3 separate regions of the Homo sapiens genome follow, and regions 1 and 3 are each linked to region 2. Evidence: chromatin contacts called from ENCODE Hi-C or POLR2A ChIA-PET data. All regions are on one chromosome and are shown on one strand. The core of a region is the stretch at or near the end of the contact, and the rest is flanking DNA. Distances in the headings are between cores, read along the strand shown.

The links. Hi-C counts contacts between places; a loop is a spot of excess contacts on that map. ChIA-PET counts read pairs that join two places held with the same protein, here RNA polymerase II (POLR2A). Pooled maps may share reads with other maps.
Region 1: a loop to region 2 is called in a pooled map, with 9 times the contacts of the local background. The contact joins the promoter of EBP here to the promoter of PIM2 in region 2. A Hi-C loop is called at or near these places in 1 of 168 maps with a recorded cell type or tissue (ascending aorta), 5 of 37 single-sample maps with no recorded cell type and 11 of 50 pooled maps. POLR2A ChIA-PET finds 5 or more read pairs at or near these places in 2 of 52 experiments (Panc1 and activated T-cell).
Region 3: a pooled map shows a loop between it and region 2 (4-fold over the local background). The contact joins the promoter of PRICKLE3 here to the promoter of PIM2 in region 2. A Hi-C loop is called at or near these places in 1 of 168 maps with a recorded cell type or tissue (B cell) and 9 of 50 pooled maps. POLR2A ChIA-PET finds 5 or more read pairs at or near these places in 2 of 52 experiments (HepG2 and PC-9).

What each region holds. Positions count from the first base shown.
Region 1 is chrX:48,520,558-48,523,257 of GRCh38, reverse strand. It overlaps EBP (EBP cholestenol delta-isomerase), which reads right to left and starts at 1,450. Exons shown (of 5, transcript NM_006579.3): 1 at 1,351-1,450. It overlaps PORCN (porcupine O-acyltransferase), which reads right to left. Exons shown (of 15, transcript NM_203475.3): 15 at 2,450-2,700. RefSeq lists silencers at 1,166-1,345, 1,406-1,635, 2,550-2,609.
Region 2 is chrX:48,917,730-48,920,429 of GRCh38, reverse strand. PIM2 (Pim-2 proto-oncogene, serine/threonine kinase) reads left to right here and starts at 1,406. Exons shown (of 6, transcript NM_006875.4): 1 at 1,406-1,656; 2 at 1,785-1,894; 3 at 2,599-2,649. The coding sequence starts at 1,596. RefSeq lists an enhancer at 50-109 and silencers at 1,160-1,399, 1,490-1,629.
Region 3 is chrX:49,185,123-49,187,822 of GRCh38, reverse strand. It overlaps PRICKLE3 (prickle planar cell polarity protein 3), which reads left to right and starts at 1,450. Exons shown (of 9, transcript NM_006150.5): 1 at 1,450-1,567. The coding sequence starts at 1,526. It overlaps SYP (synaptophysin), which reads left to right. Exons shown (of 7, transcript NM_003179.3): 7 at 1-8. RefSeq lists a silencer at 1,328-1,457 and a cis regulatory region at 1,151-1,691.

The DNA.
Region 1 (2,700 bases), core at 201-2,700, 400 kb after region 2:
GACCATGACTAAAGGCCAGGCACCGTGGCAGGTAATTCCAGTGCTTTGGGAGGCTGATGCAGGAGCAGCACCTGAGGCCAGGAATTCAAGTCCGGCCTGGGCAACACAGCGAAACTGTCTCTAAAAAAATAAGAAAATCAGTCAGGTGTGGTGACAAAGGCCTGTAGTCCCAGCTAGTAGGTAGGCTGAGGCAGGAGGATCGCTTTGAGCCCAGGACTTCAAGGCTGAAGTGAGCAGTGACCACATCACTGCCCTCCAGTCTGAGACTCTGCCTCTAAAAAAGAAGGCCGGGCGCGGTGGCTCACGCCTGTAATCCCAGCACTTTGGGAGGCCAAGACGAGTGGACCACTTGAGCTCAGGAGTTCAAGACCAGCCCGGCCAACATGGCAAAACCCCGTCTCTACTAAAAATACAAAAATTAGCCAGGTGTGGTGGCGTGCGCCTGTAGTTACAGCTACTCAGGAGGCTGAGGCAGGAGAATCGCTTGAACCTGGGAGGCAGAGGCTGCAGTGAGCCGGGGTCATGCCACTGCACTCCAGCCTGGGCAACAGAGCGAGACTCTGTCTCAAAATAAAATAAAAAAGAAAAGAAAAAGAACATGACTGAAACACAAGGCCACAGAAAGGCTGAAAGCTTGTTCCAGCCCTTTAGAAGCCATATTATGATGTGGTAGAAACAGTCCCGGTCTCAGCCCTCGGGGGTCAAAGTCTGGTGGGAGGCACATGGGAACAACACCTGATCCCAGCCCTCCCTGGTCACAGTCTGGCGAGGGAGATACAGGACCAGGCCTGGTGTCTTCCTTCAAGGGTCACAAACTGCTCACGACCACCAAACCCAGTCCTGTGCTCCGGGGTCACGGTTTGGTAAGAGACACAGGAACCAGGCGTGGTCCAGTTGCACAGGTCAGCGTCTTAAACCGTTCAACAAAAAGCTATTCCCTCCCCCACGTAGTCCTGAAAACTGCAACTGGGGGACAGAGGAAAGAAAACGAATCAGAACTACAACCCTCGGTGCCAGCGTTTGGAAAGCCAGAGCCTCCCCGCGAGAGCGTGCAACGCCGTCAACCTGCAGGGAAGAGACGGATATTGAAAGGCCGGTGTCTGGCGTGCAGCGCTAGAACGGAACACAAAGCCGGTCAATCCGAACCAGAACCCTCCAGTCCCGCTGCCCAATGAGAAGACGGATCTTCTGTCCTCTGGACAACCGTGCGGTAGCTGGGGGTCTCGCGCAGGCGCAAAAGGGCGGTGGGGGGGGCGGGTGGCAAAGGGTCTCGCGCTGGCACGCCGAGGGCTGGCCGCGTAGCCGGGGAGAGCTGGGGGAGGGAGCAGGGGCCGGGTGGAGGGCACTCACCAAGGCGCGCGACGGCAGCGGCCTCCCACGCTGGCTCCGGGCTCTCTTTAGGCTGGGTCTCGCGCTCTGTCACATCCCTAGTTCGGGCTCATCCCCTAGTGGGTTCTCTTGCCTTACGGAGCGAGCCAATGGTGAAGCGAAGAAGGCGGCCCGTGCCGCTCCCAACCAATAGACACTCTCTTTGTACCTCTAGCCCCGCCCCCGCGCGTGGCGCCATTTTCACCTGAGTTAGGTTTGGGGTGGAGACTGGGACGCGCCAAGGTTAGTGGGCGTTTTGGATCCGTAGCCAATCTGCATCGAGTCCTGGCTTCAATTTCCCCATTCCCTTATCAGTCGATCAAAACGGGGACTCATTAAGGTCTGTACCCGCTTCTTCCGCTGGTGAAATTAGCGTTGCGTTGCATCCTTTCACCTCCGCCCTTTTCTAGGTAGAGTAACCCTTAGTATAATGCAACGAAACTGTTACAAGCAGATCACACGCTATACACTGCAACCACCCCCTCCCCAGCTCTTCAGTGCTCAGAACTCCTCAGTCCTAATAGCAGCGGTCATTCTCTCTTCTCCCGACCTCAAGTCAGAAGAACTAGTTAGAACCCAGGCCTCTCAGTCCTACTGACCAATTGGCATGAAGACCCTCAATCTCCATATGCCAGTTCTAAAAAGCCAATCAAACGCCTAACCACCAGTGGGCCCCCAGATGGAGCAATCAATCAGAATCCAGACCCATCCCAGACCTCCCATCCAATTAGAACCCACAACCCTCAGTCCTAAGGATAAATAGGCACCAACCCTTCATCTCTCTTGCTTTCTCTCCTCTGTGTCCCACTCAGAGCAACCAATCAGAATGGGGATCCTTCAGTTTTCCAGCCAATCAGGCCTCCCCCACATCCAACTATGCAATCTGTCCCTGCCCTGATCAAACCAAGCAGGACCAGGATCCTGCCATCTTCAGGCTCATCATCTAATCAATCATAAACTAACCATGAACCAATCACAGTCTGCTCTCTCTTCATGGTTTCCAGCTTCCAAACCTTTATCCATGCTGTGCTCCCTTCCTCACTCATTCCTATTCCCCTCTGAGCAGTGAAGAAGAAGCCTATTGAATATTTCCTACTTTTATTTGACAATAACAAATTGTATATAAAAAGGAAGAAGGAAGGCGGGGAGGCCCTGGATCTCCCCTTCTCTGTTTCCCCAAGCATCCCCCTCTAGGCCCCAGCAGGCACCACCCCCTTCCTGCCTTGTGGTGGGGTGGGGATTGACAGGCATGAAAATGGTGTGATTTTGTGTGTGTGTGTGTGTGTGTGTGTTGAGGTGTTGGGGGTCAAGGATGGAGGGGGTCAAGGAGTA
Region 2 (2,700 bases), core at 157-2,656:
CTGCAACAGATTCTGGGTAGCTATTTCTGGACAGTTTGTTCCATTGATAAACTGCATGTGTCATGGTGTATGTATGTCTGTGTCTGAACAGGTCTATCCATGTCTGTTTTTGTGACACTGCCACAAAATGTGATTCTATCACATCAGTACATGTCTGCCTTCAGAGCAGTGCATGTGTGTCCCTGGAGCATCTGTGCATCTTCCTGTGACAGACTCTGCGTCTCTCATTTCTGGGACAGTACAAGTCTTGCTGTGACAGTGCATATCTGATGGTGACAGTGTGTTTGTGACAAGTTCTGCCAGTGTGACGGGACATTTCTGTGTCATCACATGGCAAATGTAGGTCTGCGTGAGTGCCTTTCTGTAACAGTGTATCTCTGGGTGTCATTCTAGGACATAACTATTTTTCTGACAGTGTGCTTGCCTGAAAGTGTATGTCAGTCTCTGGCTGCATGTGTATCTAGGTCGTTTCTGTGAATGTGTCTGACAGTATGTGTTTGTGTATATCTTGGCATTCATGTGTCTTTGGAGTGCATTTTTCTTCCTGGGGTGTGGCGCCTTTTCTGGCTGTTTTTCACAAATTTGTGTCTGAGAGTTGCCACTTCTCTAGCAGCCTCTATCATGTCTCTCAGTCCTTGCCTCTCTCAACTCCAAGAGCAGCCCCATGCCACCACCACTCTGGGCTCACCCCCATCCCCCAAGAACCACCCCCTGCTGTTCTAGATTCTAGACTTGCTGACTGGGCCCAGGGCTCAGGGTTAAAAGCTCCAATAAACACTCACCAGGCAATGCTGCCTTTGACCAATGCACACCCGTGGCGTTGATGGTAGGGGTTCCCCCTCCCTGGCTACCAGATATTTCCAGGGCCCTGGCCTCAGCTTTCCAGTGAAGGCCGCCAGTCGCCTGGAGGACTCCGGTGAAGGAGTCCGACAAGCACCTTTCGAGACGGAGTCTTGGATAGCCACAAGCGCGAATTCTTAGAAGCCCGGCCTGGCGCTATCTCTGTGCTAATATCCAGGCAGCGGCGGCAAACCAACTTCCCAGGAAAGGATACTGCGCAGTTATTTTTTAAGTGTAAATACACACACACACCGCCACCACTACCAACAACAACCCCGCGCAACAACCAAAACAAGCGCGGTGCTGCAAAGGGATTCCCAGAACCGGTTTCCTCTTGGTGTGAGCCCCACCTCAAGCCCCCTCATTTACATGCAGGCCCCGCCTCCTCGGAAGAACCGAGCGTGTATTTGCATAAGGGGGCCCTTGAAACGATGAGGGTGGTATGCAAATAAGAACTGGCTCCGATTGGCTGTGGTACAGCAGGTGCCGCGTCCGGATTGATCAAAGCCAGGTGGGCGGGGCTGTCGCCCAGGGTGACTCTCCCGGGAGGCGCGTGCCCAGGCTCAGTAGCATTGGGGCTGGCGCGCGCGGCGAATCTCAACGCTGCGCCGTCTGCGGGCGCTTCCGGGCCACCAGTTTCTCTGCTTTCCACCCTGGCGCCCCCCAGCCCTGGCTCCCCAGCTGCGCTGCCCCGGGCGTCCACGCCCTGCGGGCTTAGCGGGTTCAGTGGGCTCAATCTGCGCAGCGCCACCTCCATGTTGACCAAGCCTCTACAGGGGCCTCCCGCGCCCCCCGGGACCCCCACGCCGCCGCCAGGTGAGTACATCCTCCCCTACTGCAACCAGACGGGGTGGGCTGGAATGATGGGTTGCAGCGCGGGGGGAGGGAGTCGTGGCTGGGCTCAGCACGCCGCCACCCTGACTTCCTCGCCTCCGCCTGCGTAGGAGGCAAGGATCGGGAAGCGTTCGAGGCCGAGTATCGACTCGGCCCCCTCCTGGGTAAGGGGGGCTTTGGCACCGTCTTCGCAGGACACCGCCTCACAGATCGACTCCAGGTATCCGTCATGAGGGTCTTGGGAGGGTCAGGTGCGTGTGGCGGGGGCGGGGGTCCTGGCCCTGGAATGCTGGTTGACCGAGGAGTGAGCCTGCAGAGTGTGTAGAGGACCAGGTGTGTGTGTGTGTGTGTCCGTGTCCGTGTCCGAGGAGTGAGCCTGCAGTGTGTGTAGAGGGCCAGGTGTGTGTGCGTGCGCGTGTGTGTGTCGGTCTAGGAGGTTATGGGCGGGGGGGGGGGGCAGGGGGCTTCAGATTCCGGAGTTCCTTGACCCCGGGGTCCAGGCTGTGTATGTGTGGGAAAGCAGGGACCTAGATGTGAGATTTGTGGGACTTTTGGAGGTAGGTGTCCAGTGTGGAGTCATGCGGACCAGGACCCTGGTACAGAGTTGGGGTGTCGTAGAGCTAAATAGGAAGATTGTGGGCCTGGGGTATCAGGAAATCTAGAACTCAGGACTTGGAGTGATGAGTCCTGATGCCTGAGAACGGAGAGCCCAGGGCTAAGGAAGGTGGGAGAGATAAACTTGGTTCCGAGGACCTGGAGGGCAGGGGAGACGCCCTGGTACGCGTTCTGTGGGGTGCTGTGGTTGGGGACCAGAAAGACTAGAGTGCTGGTAGATGGAGGAATACTGGAGGTAGGCAGAAGGTCTAGACTGGGAGGGGTCTGGGGATCACCTGCTGGCCTCCTTATCACGGCCTTCTTCTCCAGGTGGCCATCAAAGTGATTCCCCGGAATCGTGTGCTGGGCTGGTCCCCCTTGGTGAGTACCTTCGGAGCCCTTCCTAACCTACCTACTCCATCACTGATGTAT
Region 3 (2,700 bases), core at 201-2,700, 270 kb before region 2:
ACCACCTAGTCTACCCGGCTCTGATTTCTCAGTGTGTCTTTTTCGGGCGCCGGGGAGGAGGTTGGCCGGGGGAGAAAGGAGGGAGAGGTGGTGAGAACAAGCTCCACCCGGACCCACCGACCGCAGTTCAGCTTGCTGCACCATTTCAGGCCCCTTCAAAAGTGTTAGGCAGAGCAGCATCCTCTGGGAAGCCTCTCCTGCCAATCACTCTGTCACTCTCTGAGTAGCCCTGCTCACCCTCCCACTACTGGCCACCAAATGCCCGGTCTTTCTAGGAGTTGGTTCTAATTCTGGTCCCTTAGCCAAGCCTCTTCCGAGCCCCTGTGGAACCCTCTCCTCAAATCCCCAAGGGGTCCGAATAGGAGGAAACCTCACATTGCCTGACCCCATCCCTAATCTTCAGACCCTACTGTCTCTCCTTTCCCTGCCTCCGCCCAGGCTGGAGAAATGGGAGACAGGTTAGGCAAGGAGGGGAGGTGGGGCGCCGGGGTGACTCCTTAGTTCATTAGTTATTCTCTTTTACCTCTCCACTCCACGGGAAGTGACAGGGACATGTGTAATGGGGGGCGGGGAGAGGTCCCCGGGGCCCGCGATGAAGGGCCTGGCCGCTGCAGTCTCCGTGCATAGAGACCCGGGCCGAGTTCTGACTGAGGCCATGGGACCCCCTCCCCCCAGCCCGGAGGCACAGCCAAGCCTGAGAGCGTGAAGGAGAGGCTCCCCGCCCTGGAACTGAGCTGGGGAAGGGGATAACTGGAGAGAGAAAAATGTGGGTGGGGGAGGGAAGGCTTTAAGATCTACTTCTCAAGACTTGGGGTGGGGGGACGGGGCTGGACAGCTAGGCTTATAAGGATGAGGGGAGAGAGGGGACGAGGGCTTTGGAACCTGGCCTCGCTGAGAGGGGAATGAGAAGGGAGGAGTGCGTATAAGATCTAGCTCTCTGGTGGCTAGGGCCAGGTTCCCAGGTTCCCAGCGAGCACCAGCTGGGGCTGCGGGTGAGGTTGGGGCCCATTGTTGCAGCATTCATCGGGGAGACCCTCGGAACCTCACCAGTGGGGAGGAGCCAAGAGGTGTCTTTAACCCCTCTCCCAAATAAGCATCCGAAATAAATCGACACAAAACGTCAACACAAGCACCCTAGCGCGCCACCCCTCTCAGTCCAGTTGGCCACCTCTGAGTCTCCCCATCCTCCACTACAGAACCTTCAAGCCCCAGGTCCCGTGAGAGGCCACGTGGCACGCCGGGATTCTGGGGGTCGTGCCTTGTGACGCCCCGCACCGGCCCGGAGCGGGAGGGCAGAGGCCTTTCCCGCGGGGCACTCCGGGCTACGTGCAGTTCACCTCTAGGCAGGGGGCGCCCTGGCAGCGGAGAGACCACATGCCCGGGGGCGGGCCCTGCGGGGCGCGCTCCTCCCACGAGGGTGTCAGGTTTACGGAACCGAGTTCCCAGGCCGGACGCGCGGTGGCCTGACGGTCGCAAGGATTACATTCGCCTGACCCGGCCCGGCTTGACCCTGCCCGGGCGCGCCATGTTCGCGCGTGGGTCCCGGAGGCGCCGCTCCGGGCGTGCGGTGAGCGGGAGTCAGGGCAGCGGTGGGGGTCGGGGGTAAACTGAGGCCCAGGCAAGGGGGCAATGGATAGGCATAGCGAATAGGTGCCCCACAGAGGATCTGGGAATCCCATCCCCTGCATTCCCAGACCTGGGGCTGGGGCTGCTGGAGGCGAATGGATGGAGGAAGGTGTAGATCTGGTGGCCCAAACCCCCTAATCACCTCTCCACACACTTTCATCAGCACTCCTGGGACCTGGTGGGGACCCCTCTCTTATGAATTGTGGGAGGGAATCCTGAGGGCCAGAGAACTGGGTCTTGAAGCCTTAGGTTGAGCAGGAACCTCCTGAGCTGCTGCTTTTTTTTTTTTTTTTTTTTTTTGAGACTGAATCTCTGTCACCCAGGCTGGAGTGCAGTGGCGCTATCTCCGCTCACTGCAACCTCCGCCTCCTGGGTTCAAGCGATTCTCCTGCTTCAGCCTCCCATGTACCTGGGATTACAGACGCCCGCCACCGCGCCCGCCTAATTTTTGTATTTTTAGTAGAGACAAGGTTTCACCATGTTGGCCAGGCTGGTCTCGAACTCCTGACCTCAGGTGATCCGCCCACCTCGGCCTCCCAAAGTGCTGGGATTATAGGCGTGAGCCACCGAGCCTGGCCGACCTCCTCAGCTTCTAAAGGACACAGTACCTTGGAGGAATGTGCACGGAGGGATGGAGTCCTACACTCCTGGGATGCCGAAATGCTGAGAGTCAAGAGACTGGGATTTGGGGGGACAAGGCTTCCAGGGTTCCGCCTGAGCAAGGGAGTTTTTGACTTCTTAGATAGGAGGTTCTTTCACTTCCTTTGGAGTGGGTCTCTGACCTGGGAATGTGGGGTCTGGGTTTGATGGTCCGGAGAAGGAATAAATAGCCCTAGGATGGGATGGGTAAAGGCCAAGGTTTCTTGGGATGGGGGTTTCTGAATGGAGCAGGGGCCTCCTGAGATCCTGGGGAGGGTCCCCAGTTCCTTGGGTATCAGGGCATGAGGCCAGGGTTTAGGGGAGGAGCTCCTGAGCTTCTGAAGAGAGGGGCAGGGTTCACGTGGGGATCTCAAGGAAGAATGCGGTCTCGTCTCCTACCCTGTGGAACTGGAGTGCTGCTGGCGGCGTAGATGG